2 separate regions of the Homo sapiens genome follow, and region 2 is linked to region 1. The links are chromatin contacts, found by Hi-C or POLR2A ChIA-PET in ENCODE. All regions are on one chromosome and are shown on one strand. Each heading gives the region's core, a stretch centred on a gene start or an enhancer-like site at or near the end of the contact. The rest is flanking DNA. Distances are from core to core; before and after follow the strand shown.

Region 1 (3,318 bases), core at 206-2,705:
GAATGAAACAATGCATGTAAAATGCTAGGTGGCACAATCTAAATAGTCAAGAAATATTCCCATTATCACCACTGCCCACGAGACTAAGATAATATGCAACTGTCAACCTTTGCCGATATTTAAAAACCACATCCATATTTTAAAAAGATTTTGTAGAGACTGAAAAAAAGTTCCTGTAGTGATTATTTCTAAACATGTTGAACAGGAGCCCACATGTTGGGGCAACTGGTACACAGCTGGGTAAGAAGTCACTGCCCAGCTATTGTCTGAACTTTTTACTTTCATGAAGGGGGAAATGGACTGCAGCTGCTTCCCCTGAAAAGTGACATCATACAATTTGTGACTCACTTCTTGCCCAAATAAAAATCTTCCTAAAGGGCACACAGAGAAGACCTGAAAACCTCCCCCTCTTGCCTCTAGCAGCTGGGAGGGGGAAAGGGAGGCTCTGCTGGGCACTCAAGCGCTCCGCTGCGTCACCCAAGGCTCATGGCACTGCTAGACCAGGGCCTTTACTTTGCTATTGCAGAAACTTTAGCTTCTTCAGAGACGTTAAGTAACCTGTCCAAAGCCACACAGTTTACAGGTGGCAGAAGGTGGACTGTGAATCTAGGCAATGGCGGTACCAAGGGTGAAGGTCAGGCCGGCGAGACCCAAAAGGAGGAAATAGCCTGTAAGTTGAGACAACAGGGAGGGCCACGTCAACTAGCCCAGGAGCCCAGAAGTTCAAGAATAAAGATCTGGAAATGATACACCCACAATCACCCACAAGTAATTTTACTGCTCCATAAACCGCAAAGCTGTCACCTGGAGCCTAACACTCCACACGTCTAAATGTCTCCTGCCTGGTTTCCACCTCCTCAAGGTCCCTCTAAGAGCCCTGCAGCAAGGACGCTCAGCTCCAGTGTACTCAGACTTGACAGAGCCACTGCCGCGAAACGCGTACCATAATCAACTCTGTCCATCCCCGCCAACAGTCTGCGGGGATCACCGTGGTTCCCATTTAACAGAGAGAGGGTTGAGGTCCCACCGCCGGCAGGCAAGGGGTGGGGACCGGAACGCAGGCAAAGGAGCCCTCGCTGTTAGCCGCTGTGCCAGATCACGAGCCCTCCTCTCCTAAATCTCGAATAGTACGAGGTGTCCCCTAGCCCCCCGGCTAGGAGGGAAGGGAGGACAAGCTGAGCAAGGCAAGCGATGGAGAGAGCGGAACGGGCCCTCTTCCCAAAGTTTCAGCGCAGGCCGTCGGGGCCACTCAGTCCCACTCAACCAGGCTCCCCTAGACCACGCTGGGGGCGCAGGGGGGAACTAGGAAGCCGGCAGGAAGGAGGGAGGCAAGGCGCGCACGGCCGGCGGGCTGGAGAGGCGCCGGCCGAGGTGGGGGCTGCAGTTACCGTTCCCACGGCGGTAGGGCGGCTGGGACTGGCACAGTCTCTCTCCGTCGCTCCGCAGCAAGGGTCTGGGGCCCCTTTAGCGAAAGCGAAACTAAAAGTCTCGGCGCTGCGGAGGGAGGAGCCGCCCTGGGTAGGGCCGGGCGGGGCTTGCACCGCCCCTGGCTCGGGGTAGTGCGCTCCGCAGGGGTGGAAGAGCCCAAAGCGACCCGTGTCCCCGCACGCATAGTCCCTGGAGGGCGCTCTCTGCAAAGCTGGCCGCGCGCTCTGCCAAGTTGGCCCCTCGCTCTACAAAGTTGAGCCCGCGCGCGGGAGAACGCGCACAGCAAAGTTTGCAGTTTCCCGGGACAGCCGAGCCGCCGCGGGTTGTTCCGGGAAAAAAACAAATCTGCCAAACTGGCCGCGCTCCAAGTGACCCAAAGAGCGCAGATTTCGCGGCGGCGCTCAGTGATGGGGCGCTCGTGTGGTCACCTCCACTTCCCCGCCCCCAGTGTACACCTCGACCTGGGCCTTCACATCAACTCGGAGACCCCTTTCCCATAGCCAGAGGCTCTCCCCTAGCGAAACCTGGATCCCAGCTGGAACTGCTGGCGTCCCCCTGGGGGACTCCACGCCTACATTAGCATGCGTACCCCACAAGGCTGATCCGCTTCGGGCCCGCTGTGGCATCCACTGTGGTCTCCTAGACGTTGCTTTGCGGGGGGCGCCCTCCTGCGCGCGTGGGCGTAGGACGCTCCCTCAGCTTTGAAGGAAGTACCCACCCAGCAGCCCAGCTTGCTGGTGGAGATGCTGCTCCTGGATCTTTCGGGAAATATTTGTTGTGCGCCCCCGTGTGTCAGGGACTGGGTATGCGGCCGGGAGTCAGTCAAACACGGGAGAGACTGAGCACTTCCACGGATTCTAGTTCACCCCAACCCCACAGCATACGCACACACACACACACACACACACACACACACGGACACACGGATTCCAGTTCACCCTGACCCCACAAAACACACACACACACACACGGATTCCAGTTATCCAGTTCACCCTGACCAAACACACACACACACGGATTCCCGTTCACCCTGACCCCACAAAAGACATACACAGGCATTCCAGTTCACCCTGACCCCACAAAAGACATACACAGGCATTCCAGTTCACCCTGACCCCACAACACACACACACACGCATTCCAGTTTACCCTGACCCCACAACACACACACACACGGATTCAAGTTCACCCCGACCCAACACACCCACACACAAACACACAGATTCTAGTTCATGAAACCCACCACACACACGGATTCATACACACACACGCACCTAGTTCACCCTGACCCCACAACACACACACACACACACACACACACACACACACACACACGTCTTTCTTCACCCTGGCTCAGGGAAGCAACTAAACTCAATCACACTGAGGTGTAAAATATCTGAGAAGAAATTGTAGTTTTATTCATATCAGAGACACAGTATTTACTTTTAGGAACCACCAAATCCTTGCGTGAATGGAGTACATGCTTAGTGGTCGGATACCAGGCAAGAACGCCATCTTCTCTTTCTGTTTGCTTGCTTTCCCGTGGGCCTGAGACTTCAGTATTTGTCGCTCAAATCTCTCCAGGTGAGGATGCTTCCTTGGTTTGAAAAAAAAAGACTGACCCCTGGCAAGTGTAAGGGAATAATTATAATTGATTAACTTACGGGAAAATCCTGAATCCCTGAATATTTTTAACCAGCAGTGACACAATTTCTAATGTGGCTGCCCTAGTCTTTTTTTAATACCCATGTTCCCAAAATGTTGGAGGTAAAGTAAGCCATTTAGACGCTAAGATAATTTGCTTTGTAAAGAAATTCAAGGCCAGGCGCGGTGGCTTACGTCTGTAATCTCAGCACTTTGGAAGGCCGAGGCGGGCGTATCACGAGGTCA
Region 2 (3,318 bases), core at 444-2,943, 1.1 Mb after region 1:
ATTTTTGAATGATTTCTTCAGTTTTCAATTTTCTTCATATTGTAAACTGGCAATGAGCTCTTACTTCATTTATATTGCAGTTTTGTTTTCACTAAAGTCAAATAAAAAATCACTCCTTACTTCTTAGTAAATTATCCTATGATAACATTTTAATTCTCTTATTTAGAACATTTTTCTATTTACCTTAAATATAACAGATAAAACAAGCTGTTTAACTCTTTAGGAACTAAAATATATAACCATATATCTGGCTCATTGTGTGTACGTGTGGGTGTGTGTGTGTTTGACATTATTCTAAACTACAAATATCACTGTATAAGTGAGATGACGACCACAGTTTCTGCAATGACTAGAAACTGAAACCTATGTTGTAACAGACTAAACCACATTCTAGGTCTGAAATTTGCATCCTCAGCAATTCAGGTCTACGACTGATAATTTTTAAACATCCAAATATCTGTAACATCTGTTATAACACTTGACATATGCAGGTCAATAAATTAAACTATTGCTTTGGGAGAAATGTGCCTGAATTGTTCACTATAAGTCTCTGTAAGTATCATGTTTACTATAGCCCGGATATCTCAATGCTTAACGCTGTTTTTGTCCCGAATTCAAGGAAGGCAGTATGCATTCCAGCTTATTCTGTTATTTCATTTGTTATATGAAAAGTATTTTGAGTACCAAAGAATAAGATTTTAAAAACTGTTAAGAATCTTTATAAAAAGGGTACATAAGTTATCATGTAATGTCTCACAGTACATTCAGTGAAAATGAAACCTTTATTATCATCGTTTCAAAATAAGAAGCTTTCTTTATTTTTAATTAACACACTCAGCAACCATCCAGTTACATACAAGTAAATCATCTTTTCATTTCACATGAAAAGTTATAATTCTTCCCCAGAAGAAGCAAAATTTTAAGCTAAAATACCTGGCCTATCATATATCGGAATCTTTCTCTTTGCTATCCCAACATCATGGGAGAAAAAGGCAAACATTAATTCTCAGAAAGAGACGATCTGGGAATTGATCGGCCAGCGATCTTTTCTTTCTGGGGGCACTATTCTTTGGTTGACTATGATACTTAAAGGGCCAAAGTTTAAAACTACTCTTCAGCAATAGAGACCATTTGGGGCATGCCACCCTGCCATAATCAATGAGTGTTTAAAAATGCTACCCATTTGTTTTTTCAATAGGTTCCAAACAAAAAACGTTCTATCTTGTTTGTGCTGCATGGCTGCATTCAAGCTCTACATCGGATTTGTAGCCAAGCTAGGTAATGGGAGGGTTTTTCATCTTTATCTTTTTTCTTTTTTTTTTTTTTCTTTGCTTAGGCCGGGAGTTATTCATTCAAGTAAACAAAAGATGGCCTATTTCTGAAAATTAACAATGCGTAGACTGGACTGTAAGTCGTGATTTCGTATTTTCTCGAGTTACTAGCTCCATCATAGGCAACATGAGAGTGTGCAATGCCACCATGTTGAGTTATGATAATCAACATCTTTTCTGAAACAAAGATTTTTTTTCCCCCAATGCAGAATTTGATACAAGAGGTAATCTGTTCCTTTGTGGGCTGAAAAAATCTGGTTTACGCTGGTTTGAACCAGTGGAATCTCTTGTGGTTAAGCCTTCTGCTGTGACTAAAATCAAAACTGCACTGCAGAGCATGTGAGGGTTCATGCGCGCGCGCGCACGTGCGCACGTGTGTGTGTGTGTGTGTGTGTGTGTGTGTGTGTGTGTGTGAGGTGTGTCACGTGACCCCAGAACTACCGAATTTTTTTTAAAGCTGATAACGCGACTGCTGTCTCTGTTCGCATACAGATAACGAATAAATGCTGAACTCTATTAAACGCCCTTTACACATTATCGTGGGTCGAACACACAATTTTCTGAACTTATGATGACAGTCTATTTATTTTGCTATAAACCCTCAGCACGTAACGAACAGATTTGTGCCTGGTAATGATCTGCTCTGCCAGGGCTATATGAAATGATACCGACCTTCTTTAGATCTTGGGGAATTAAATTGACCGACTTCACCCCCTGGTCTGTAGCTGAAGTTTGACACACTTTATGCACAGCAAGCCCAAATCAGAACTTAAGAGAACCTTGTATTAAGAAATTAAGCAATCATTATCTGCTAAATATTGCTTTGCCACAAAACTTTCCCCACATTTGGAAATAGTCTACTCTTTATATTTTGAATCTTCTATTTAGGATTTATTAAAAGTCACTGATCAATATAATTCTGCATATAGAAACTGAGAGAGTATTAGGGTTCAAAATCAAAGCTTGGAACAGTTTATTTGCCCCATTATCACACTTCACTATGAAAGGCTTTATGATTTTATTCTATAAGTTGTGTTTTTCCTTTTATGAGAATGGTTCTCATGAAATGCAATCAAGTTATGAACTATTAATGTTTCCACTCTAAATACAACATCACTACATTCAAGAACTCAACTCTTTCAAAGAAATAAAATGTTGCCACATGGAATGGTAAATACGGTATTTTCAAAGAATAGAATGATAATGCTTAAGACAGTAATCCTTGGAAAGCTGATAGCCCAAAAGTACTCAAATGTACAAAGTAGGTAATTTTCTTGCCCCTTCTTTGTAAATCAGCATTAGCTATATTTGATTGAATGAAATGAATATGAATCAGAAATGAATGTATACAAAGCATTTAATTTGGAATTAAATGCAAAGGGTATTGTATGAGGGACATTAAAAATGCTTTTGAAAAATTCTTAATTTCTGAATTTTTAACATTTCTAATCATGGCAGAAATGTTTATGTACCTAAGAGTAAATTAACATACTTTATAGTTAATTGGCAGACTATAATTATATGTATTACAGTCAGGTTTCAGATGCCTAAAAAAACTGCATCATAAATTATCAGAATGAGAAATAATAGCTATTGTATTCATATTATCGAATCTTCACAAAGAAGCAACTATAAGGAGGATGTGTATGTTACATTGAAAATACCTAGCCAGTATTTTACCTATATAATCATTGCTATTAATTCCTTATTTTCCTATTTTGATCTATATTTTTAAACTGACAGGTATATCCCAATTGCAATTAAATGAATATTGCTATTTTTATCTCATTTTGTTTATCTCCAAGTTTTATCCATTTATATAGTTAGTATTCCATGGATAAGAAGTTCTGAAAATCAATTTATTAGCAAATAACTTAGAAGTAAACTTATTTGTAGGCAGAAGACCTTTTCTTATATAAATTATAAGCAGCCCTACCTAGAAAAAAACTCTTCCTAGCTACTGAGCTACAAAGATTAGTATAGAGCC

What was found. Hi-C counts contacts between places; a loop is a spot of excess contacts on that map. ChIA-PET counts read pairs that join two places held with the same protein, here RNA polymerase II (POLR2A). Pooled maps may share reads with other maps.
Region 2: a map with no recorded cell type shows a loop between it and region 1 (8-fold over the local background). The contact joins the enhancer-like site here to the promoter of CASP7 in region 1. A Hi-C loop is called at or near these places in 8 of 37 single-sample maps with no recorded cell type and 11 of 50 pooled maps. POLR2A ChIA-PET finds 5 or more read pairs at or near these places in 2 of 52 experiments (PC-9 and activated CD4-positive, alpha-beta T cell).

The regions. Positions count from the first base shown.
Region 1 is chr10:113,678,049-113,681,366 of GRCh38, reverse strand. It overlaps CASP7 (caspase 7), which reads right to left and starts at 1,455. Exons shown (of 7, transcript NM_001227.5): 1 at 1,389-1,455. RefSeq lists an enhancer at 580-869.
Region 2 is chr10:112,529,491-112,532,808 of GRCh38, reverse strand. The region is part of intron 4 of VTI1A (vesicle transport through interaction with t-SNAREs 1A); the gene reads right to left. Among named protein-coding and RNA genes, the nearest start is that of VTI1A, 84 kb to the right of the region's middle. RefSeq lists an enhancer at 1,504-1,553. Within about 2 kb of position 1,693, at least 2 of the 41 ENCODE cell types and tissues checked have a DNase peak (open chromatin) inside an H3K27ac peak, as active enhancers do.